2 separate regions of the Mus musculus genome follow, and region 2 is linked to region 1. A link is a contact called in ENCODE Hi-C or POLR2A ChIA-PET data. All regions are on one chromosome and are shown on one strand. Each heading gives the region's core, a stretch centred on a gene start or an enhancer-like site at or near the end of the contact. The rest is flanking DNA. Distances are from core to core; before and after follow the strand shown. Region 1 has its middle 5.6 kb from the start of Gm31603. Region 2 holds the start of A630001O12Rik (RIKEN cDNA A630001O12 gene).

Region 1 (4,733 bases), core at 824-3,323:
TTGTGTGCTTGAGTTTGTGTGCATGTTTGTGTACATATGTGTGTGTGTGTGTGTGTGTGTGTGTGTGTGTGTGTGTGTGTGTGTGTGTGTATAGAGGCTGTAAGCAAAGTTAGGGATGTCTGGTCACTCACTGTTTTGCAATCATCCTCCAGAAAGGGGTCCCTTCTCTGGGAAAGGACCTCTGCTAAGGGAAGACATTAATTTATGACCCTGTGTCCAAGGCACAAACAAACAAACAAACAAAACAAAACAAAAACAAAACACCCCAGTGCATTACAACACATATTTTAATATTTTTGCATATGTGTGCACATCAAAGGATCAGCCCCTCAGAGGCAGCCGGAGCACACAGACGCCTCTATTTCTTCCTTCAAAAGAGGGGAGCGAGCAGAGAGAACAGGGTTCTGGAGGAGAGCATGTCTGCAGCTCCTTTCCCGAGAATGAATCACAGCCCTCAGGCTAAACCAGCAGGTGCCGTGAAATCTGGCTGACGGGTCAAGCTCAAGGTGATGTGCCTGCTGAGCCTTCTCTCTGTTCAGCTAAGCTCCCATCACACTGTTGGTGCCGCTTGGGTAAGTAATTATGACTAAGCGTGTAAGCAGAAGGGTCTGCCCACTGTAATTACTCCCCAACAAGTCCCTGCAGAGCCTGGGAGTTCCCCCAGAGGCCTGTTTGGGCCATTTCTGGAGAGGGTAGGTCAAGGTGGGTCTCCTGGATAATGTCAGAACCCGAATCAGAACCCAATGCAACTGACTGTATGGGCATTCTGGCAGGAAGACTCGAGTTAAAGCTCTGGGGTTTCTAAACCATTAAAAACCCAGTTGGAATGTTCAGATGCATCTGTAAATGTCTCAAAGTAAACAAAGCTCTGTCCCTCCAGAGCAATCATGTGCGTGTGCTTCCATTCACACAGAGTGGATGTGCACAGGTGTGGAGCCACAGGTCATCTGCAGGTACCACCTGTGACCAGCCTGGGTGCTTGACCAGCACGCCCTAGGGAACCCTCCCTTCCCCACTCTTCCTGCTCTGGAGTTACCGAAGCCCACACTCTGCCAGGTTCTGGGGTTGAATTCAGGTCTTCATGCTCACATGGCAAACGTCTTATGACTGAGCCGTCTCCTTGGCTCTCAGTCCTTTCCCACAGAAATATAACATGAGCCATGTGTGTTCAGTAAGATTTTTCTAGAAGCTGTACTAGAAAAAGAAACATGCGAGGTTAGGTTTAATGATATGCACAGCCCAACAGACCTCAAATATAGGATTTCATCATTCAAGCAGTTATTTTATTTGTATTTGAGATATTTTCCACACTTATTGTGTGTGTGTGTGTGTGTGTGTGTGTGTGTGTACTTTCAAGTCTTCAAGGTCTGTGTGGGTATCCCACACAGACTGATTGGGATTCTGATGATGAGTTCCACAGGCCAAGTGTGTGAGACACGGTGTCGTTCCCTTCATACGGGTTGAAGAGTGTCCCAGAGAGTGAATCTGTGCTATGGGGAATTTGTTTTGATTTAACGTTCCTGGCTGGATGCTAAAGTTCCTGGTGTGCACCTATAATACTAGCTCAAGAGCCAGAGACGGGAAAATGAGCAAGTTCGATGTGAAGAAGGACTATATGGAGAGCTGTTGCCCAGCCCCCAGCCCCCCAAAATATTTGCTTATTATAAAGGAAATTTTTCCAAAAAAATATTTCCAATTCTTGCCTTACACATATTTATATACAGGGCATGCTTGTCACTCCATGTGTGTGGAGGTCAGAAAACAGCTTGTAGGAGGTGAGTCTATCCTTTGACCTTGGAGTTCTGGGGACCAAAGTCAGCTCATTGGCCTTGACAGCAAATGGCTTTACTCCCTAGCCATCTCAACACCCCACCTCACCCCATCCCACCCCTGATTGTTTTTAAGTAGTACCAAGCAGGCGCTCCCTACAGCAACCAAAATATCCTGACTCAGGTTAATAATTTATTGCCTCCCACAGTGGAAACATAAATAAGACCAGCTTCTAGTCCTATTTGGGTTTGCTCTGGCCTGTGGGTCATTCACCCATGTGTGGTGAGCGTACATGTAGTCCTGTATGCTCCACTCTGGATACTGCCCTCGACAACAGACTATCCTGGTGACAGCCAAGTGGACAAAACCTTTTGTGGTTGTGTGGATGAGGATGCTTCCTATATGGGGGCACTAACCCTGGGCTCTGAAGAGCAGCCAGAAGCCACGGAGAAAGCAGGGAGGGAGCATGCCCAGTGGGAAGAGAAGCCTATAGCTGCCAGCAAGCAGGGAGACCTGGGGGATGGGGTGGGGTGGGGTTAGAACCAGCCCTCAGCAGGCCACATGCCTGGAAGAAACCACACTACTGTGGAGACAGTTGTCAGGCAGTGCTGTCCGACTGAAATATGACACCCATCACATAGATGGCATTTTCTAGTAGCCATGTTTATAAAGGTCAAAACGCACAGGTGCAATTTATTTTTAGATCATATTTTACTGGAACACACTTCCTCTGGAATATTATTGCTTGAACAGGTGAGACCGCTCACTTTTTTTTTTTTCTAAAGGAACTCTTCGAAATCCACCCTGCGGCTGGCACAGTTGTCCAGCTCCATTTGGTGCGGCTGTGATTCAACTGCTCTGAGTCACGTGGGCTCGAGGCTGCCACGTCTGGCTGCACAAGCCCATATGTGGTTGTACGTCATGAATAGTAACCTCTCCTCCAGCTCAGGGTCCAAAAGAGAGGTCAGGCCAACGGGAAGGGAAGGGGCTAAAGATCCACAAAGGAGGTAAAGCCTCCCACCTCCTCCAAGAGAGAGCAGATTGGGCAACCCGGCTCTCTAACCAGGGCAGGACAGGAGATGGAGACAGCGGTCCCCTTCCCCCACAGTCCCAAGGGTGTCAGTGTGAATAGTGTAACCAAGAAACAGAGCCCTGAGGAACATTTGCTAAATTCTGCCAAGTGCCTGGACACCAGATCACAAGGCTGACCCAGAAAAGAGCAATTGTACCTGCAGGGGAGGCAGGGCAGGCGAGGCCACCCCGGGTCAGCAGGCGCCTCCCACACTGCCAGGGAGGCGTGCCGGTGGTGGCCTAATGTGGAAATGTTTGAATGTGGGGCAGCGAGGCACTTGGGCTGGCTGGAGTCAGCCAGGGTGACAGGAACCAGTCATGCTGGGGCGGGACGATGGAGAAAGCTTGCCAAGACCCCGACAACATCTTTCCTAATAAGTCTGGCAGGCTCCAGGCCTTGGTCCCCCTCTGAACGACCTCTCCCTTCCACTCCGGTCTTCTCCAAGGAGGAAGGAGAGCGAGCCAAACAGAGCAGGAATTTGGACCCAGGCCTGGCTTTCCCCTCACGGGGCTCTGCAGCTACTCCAGTGCAGAGTGGATGAAGGCCTTTTCCCACAATGCTCCTCTGGACACTTGACTGCGCTGGCCACACTCCATCTGCAACCTGGGCACAACCTGGGCTCAACTGTTGCAGCCCCGTGCCAGGAGAGACCCTTATGGAAACACCCCTCCTCTCTCCCCTCCTCTTCCTCCTTCAGCTCCCTGGGCAGAAGCCTCCACCTCATTTTAGGAGGCCCCTCCCTGCAGTGGGAGCCTGGAGCCACCCTGCTGGCTGTGGATCCTGGCTGCTGGGCCTGCTTGCTCAGGAGAGGTTTGCTAAGTCGGATGTCCCAGCCCCACTCAAAGGACAGGCACAATGACAACATGTGTGTTTGGGTCGGGACACTTTGAACTATGATTCCCAGAAAGAACAGCTTGTACAGCCACTCCGAGTCTCCCAGCAACAAAGAATGTACCGTAGATTAGGCCTGGCTTGCAAAACATTTTTTTTTTTAAAGAGGCACAGCCCAGTCCTTTTATAGGGTCCTGGAACAACGGTGGCTGAGTTAAAAAGCACAGAACAGCAGCGTCACCCACTGTCAATACTTCGTGACCTCCCTCGGCTCATCAGTTCTCCTAAGGTTGGCTTTTTCCCCGAGTCTCTAGACCCGGGTGTTGGTGAAGGTCAGCTGCAAATGGATGAGACCTTTAGGAGGAGGTGACCAAGAATAATTTGCTCAAAGTCTGTAGATGATTAATTAATGTGCTTCTGTTAAGCATAGTTAATCTTTACTCGGAACAGTCGCTGATAAGGGAGAGCTTGGGGGAAAAATGAGTACGTTAACCATTAATCCTGGGAAACACCATAAAAATTAGGATGGAAAACCGTGGATCTGGGAGAGGAATTAGGAGGCTAGAGGGGTCAGCCAGAGGAACCTGACCATGCAAGGAGGTGCACAGAAAGCTGGATGGGAGACCTTAAAGTTCATGCATGCTCAGAGCTGGGGACATGCATTTGTGTTTATATGCTCGTGTGTGTGTGTGTGTGTGTGTGTGTGTGTGTGTGTGTGTGTGTGTATGTGTGTATGTGTGTATGTTTGTGTATATGTGTGTGTACATGTGTGTGTGTGTGTGTGTGTGTGCATGTGTGTATATGTGCATTGTGGTATATGTGTGTATATATGTGTATGTGCATTGTGTATATGTGTATGTGCATTGTGTATATTTGTGTGCATGTGTGTATATGTGTATGTGTGGTGTATGTGTTGATGTTGTTGATGACTGTGTTTGTTTTCCTTTCTTTCTCTTAGTTCCATTACATTGTATAAAAACACTGTGAAAAACAGCATCGCAAGCATGGCACATTGCAAGAAAACCTGATTTTAGTGGCCCTTTTCATTCTAATTTCCCAC
Region 2 (4,733 bases), core at 632-3,131, 110 kb after region 1:
CTTAGCTGCCAAGCCATGTTTGCAACCCGACCTGCTCAGCCTCTTCTCACAAAGCAGCAGATGGATTTCGTGAGGTCTCCCTGCAACAAGCTTTTACCTCGATCTCCTTCTAAGACCCAGTGAGGCCACACCATGAGGTCAGAGCTCTCACCCTCACAAAAGGAAAGTAGGAAGACAAATTCTCAGTCAAGGGCAATCGAGACAAAAGGAGCGGCAGCAAGGAGAGAAATGACAGCTAGAGAAGGAGTCAATCAATGACAAGCTGGATGGGTCAGTCCTGAAAGGCTCAGAGCTGCCTCCAGGGCAGAGAGCTCAGCAAACAGCACACAGAAGCTGGGTATAGCAGTGCACACTTGTGATCTCAGCACTGAGCTGAAGGTCAGCCAGCCTTGGCTACTTAGTGTGTTTGAGGCCAGCCTGAGCTATGTGAGCTCTTGTTCACATACCCCAATAAAGACACACACACACACACACACACACCATGGCTTCCCTGCTGCTCAAAGCCACAGAGCAGAACCGAAATCTCCCACAAGCCTCATGGCAGGTACCCATGTAGGCCGAGCTGCCAGCCACAGGCCACACGCAGCTGCTGTGGTTGACAGCACAGCTCCATCCCTGGCATGTTGTCACCTCCTGAAACAAGAGTGAAAGTCACCGCATCCTCAGCTCCATCCTTGAAGCAGCCTCTGAACCACGCCCCCAAACTGTGGCCCCTCGTGCAGAAGGCCCATGAGGGAACAGAAAGTCTGATGCCTGTCAGTCACTCCAGCACCCAGGTGCAGCTCTTCAAGCTACAGATAACCGTGTGACATCACCCAGCTGTTATTATCAGCACTGTGAGTGTTTACTTCATCTTCAAAGAGAGTTCCAGACTGGTATCTAGTGACTAAGTGGAGGTCAGAGATCCTCTGACATCAGTCATGCCCAGAAGGGACAAGCCCAGTTGCCAGCTCTCGGTGACCATGTGCAAACTTTGAGCTCCTTCCTGCCCAGTGCCTCTCCCAGGCTCCATACATGCCCTGGCCATGAGGCTGTCCCTGATGGCTGCCAGTCACATAGACACGTGGGTGTCACCTTCTATTGTTTTCCAGAGCATTCTCTCTGGAGTCCAAACATTGCCACATTGCCACTGTTGACACCACCTCTTAGAGAGCCTGCCCTTTATGACCCAACACAAGACACAAAAGGCATCAGACTGGTATTTCCTTTACCCCATAGGGATTTTTTATGGGGTTTTTATTTGGTTTCGTTTTTGGTGTGCTTCTGAGAATTGTCCTTTTGTTCTTCCGTTTGGTTGCAAAGAGCACTCTCCAAGGAATTCTGCTCAAAAAAAAAAAAAAAAAAAAAAAATCACACAGCTTTTTACCTGAAGCTTGTATCTCCAGAAGGAGACCTTCACCCACCACCACATCCTCCCAGGAAATAACAGCTTAAAGGACAGATGAACCCGCCATGGGGCCCTACTCCTCGCTGCTAGGCTCTGGGTAAGGTGAGCAGGGGCAGAAAGGCTGCATCTTCATGCTGGGACTCAGGAAGAGCCTCATTGTCTGTCTTAGGCAAGGACCTGCTCATCACACAGCCCAGATGTGAGCAGTTATTAGATCAACACTCCCCATACCACCACCATGGAGGAACCACTGACATTTACCTGGCCCTAGCAAAGGCCACCAAGGCCATGTCTGGGACTTTGAACTTTCAGTCACTCCCTAGTGAGGCCGTGCGTAGTATCGAAAGCCACCATCTTTTACGTTGTCTACCGAGGTAGAGGAAGTTTCTCAAAGACAAGCGATTGGAATCAGAGTTCAGAGGAAGCTGGCGTGAGAGCAAGGGGAGCCCCTGGCCTGCCTATCGCTGTACCAGAAGCTCCAACTGCCTCAACTCACAGCATTCTTACTTGCAGCTACATAGCCCCACCAACATTGCTAGGCTGAGCAGGACCAACCGACCATCTGCCTGGTCATGCAATGTGCAAGAAAAAATAAGAAGAATGTGCTGGAAGGTCAGAGCGCTAACCATCTAAGGCGATGATGGGTAGGCGCCAAGGCCCAGGGACATAGAAGTGTTCTGTAAAGGAGTCCCAAGTCTCCATTGGGTGAGTAATCTCATCTCTGAGCACAAGGAATGCTCTTAGAACAGGTTGTACCTGACCCGCCACAGTCAGCTCTGCACTGTCCGTGGAAATTCCTGGTATGACCATCCTAACCATGTGTTCGTCTTCCTAGTACTGCATCACCAACCTAAGGATTGACTGAAGCCCAGGGAGATGACCTCACTACCCATCACCAGAAGAGACTCTCAAACCCAGCTGCCCCTTCAGAGCTGACTCCTGGCATAAGGATGCCCTGATCTGGGCACAGCCCCAGAAACCTATCCCTGGACTCTGTCCGTTGACCACAGGAAGAGCTCCAGTTGAGTCAAAGGGGAGTCTGGCTAGTGGTAGGGCTGCAGGATCCAGCTTAATCCCCTTACTCATCTAAAAGGTCACTGAAGGGGCAGCGGCCTTAAGGGGCAGATCATCAGTGTTGACTACAAGTTCAAAGAATCCACAGAAAGCCACACAGTGCCCCCTGGCTCCAACCTCAGAAATGGAGCCGACCCTGACTCAGAGAGGAAACAAAGGCTGACTCACTCACCCTCCACTTCCTCCTTTTGCCCAGCTCAGCCAAGACCAGCACTGGCTTCCAGCGACAGACAGGTGACCACTACTTGCAAACCTGCAAGGGGGAGCACAGGCTCACTCTGCCAAGGACCACCAGACCTCGATTTACTACTGCCCTCACCCTCTGTATCTTCCACACAGTGCATGGCTGGTAATGGCGCTGTCCTGTCTTGTCCTGCCTTGACCTTGGCTGTGTTATTCTTCACTTCCCTGTTCAGCGCACAGCCACACTTTCCAAACATCATGAATCATCAGTACAGAGCAACGGCCACTTAGTAAAGCAGGAAACCACTGCACGCCAGGCCTGGACAGAGCAGTTCCCTGCTCTGGCCTCTCCTGTCCCCTGATCACTGTGACACAAAGCCACAGTGGAGGTCCCAGGGACTATTGCACCACTGGGTATTCAACCCCTACACCATCAGCCCTTATACTGGGCAGGATCTTCCTAGCTGAGCCTTCCCTGCCTGAGCTGGCTAAAGTGAAGCTGGTATCTTCCAGTCTCAGAGGGAGGGAAAGAGGTCAGGTCATTCAAAACCCTGGCTGTTAGAAAGACTGTATCCGGTAGACAGCAGAGCCATCAAACAGACATGGGGCTTCCTCTTGCAGCCTTGCAGTTATGAACAAAGGTTGCCTCTGTCATCAAAGCCCCTGCAGACTAGACCCCCTCTGAATAACATGCAGCAAGTTCCCAAAGAATGGACACCAATGAAGCCCATACATCAATCAACAACAGGGACTGATGAAATGGCTTAGTGTTAACAAACTTGGGGATCCAAGTTCTAATCCCCAGAGCCCACATAAGAAGTAAGTGAAGCACAGCTCCCGGTTCTGGGGAGACACACTGGGAGAGTCTGTGCTTGCTGACATCTGCTCTCTCCAATCTGTGAGCTCAAGTGCAGTGAGAGACCCTGTCTCAAAAGGTAAGGTGGAGAGGTGACTGAAGACACCACCCATGTGGAGCCATGTCTTCCCTGTATGTATGCACACATAATCATGTTAAAAAATGAAGACAGCATGAACATGAAGTTTCTCTGACAGGTCATGTCTATCCAAGATGACCTCTTGTGCTCTCTGTCCCATGGTCTAGACTTTGATTATTTTTCTGAGTTCCATGGAGGAATCACACATGGCTACATTCTCTTAAGGAGCCTCCATTCGGTGACAGCTGGATGGATCAGGACAGATGACCAGGGTCAAGGGTAGAGACAGGCATGGCAGACCTTCCTCCTCAAATACCAAATATCCAATATAGTAATCAAATCCCAGATCGCAGACATTATGGAATTAACTAAATTAGCCGCTGCAGACCATGGTTCTGGATAGCCAAACAGATCCAAGTGTCTTAAAAATATATAAATCACAATGTTCTAGCCCTTCACATCCGGAAACACATTTTAGACCCTTGGAGATAATAGAAGTATCGCCTGAAAACAAAACAAAACAACCTGTTTCTAGAGCTGGAGAAAGAGTTCAGTGGCTAAGAGTACTGGCTGCTCATAGAAGACCCAAATCTGGTTCTCAAGACCTACAGAGAGGCTCACAAGCATCTACAACCCCGGTTCCACGGAGTCTTCTTCTCACCTCCACAGGTGCCCAGCATGCACATGGTGCACATACACATATGTAGACAAAAAACTCATACACATAAGCTAAAAATAAATTTTTTAAAAATCCTGATATCTCATCAGACATCTGGGAGAACCAAGGTCCAGATGACTTCCCGAAGGTCACACAAGGTAAAGCAGAGCCAAGAGAGCTCACAGCCTCTGGCTGGTAACTTAAGGTTGTTTTTATTTATCATAACTGTCATTGCAGTGGGTGAATAATCTAGGAGCCAAATCAGATGTCCTTCACACCCTCTGAAGCTACTCTTAGGATGAGCCAGAATGTTCTGCATCAACCCACGCATGTGAGAGGATCTACCAAGTTACCTGATATCAGGTATAGTTACCTGATACCTTAGTCAGAAGGTCATCAACTTCTTCAACAGAAGTTATGCATTTAGGTGCCACCATATTTTCAAAGGAGTCCTTTACACAGAAAAAAAAAAAAAGACTCAATGAATTAGAAAATG

Evidence for each region. A loop is a pair of places that touch in the nucleus more often than their neighbours do. ChIA-PET counts read pairs that join two places held with the same protein, here RNA polymerase II (POLR2A).
Region 2: a loop to region 1 is called in a map of Patski, with 2.5 times the contacts of the local background. The contact joins the promoter of A630001O12Rik here to the enhancer-like site in region 1. A Hi-C loop is called at or near these places in 8 of 37 maps with a recorded cell type or tissue (Patski, gastrocnemius and heart). POLR2A ChIA-PET finds 5 or more read pairs at or near these places in 1 of 5 experiments (Patski).

Annotation. Positions count from the first base shown.
Region 1 is chr8:126,732,943-126,737,675 of GRCm38, forward strand. No RefSeq gene overlaps it. Among named protein-coding and RNA genes, the nearest start is that of Gm31603, 5.6 kb to the left of the region's middle. Within about 2 kb of position 2,074, at least 1 of the 3 ENCODE cell types and tissues checked has a DNase peak (open chromatin) inside an H3K27ac peak, as active enhancers do; it is heart, where a contact is called at or near this core.
Region 2 is chr8:126,847,139-126,851,871 of GRCm38, forward strand. It overlaps A630001O12Rik (RIKEN cDNA A630001O12 gene), which reads left to right and starts at 1,882. Exons shown (of 2, transcript NR_151740.1): 1 at 1,882-2,092; 2 at 2,223-4,699. All of the region lies in intron 1 of Gm31718 (a long non-coding RNA gene), which reads right to left.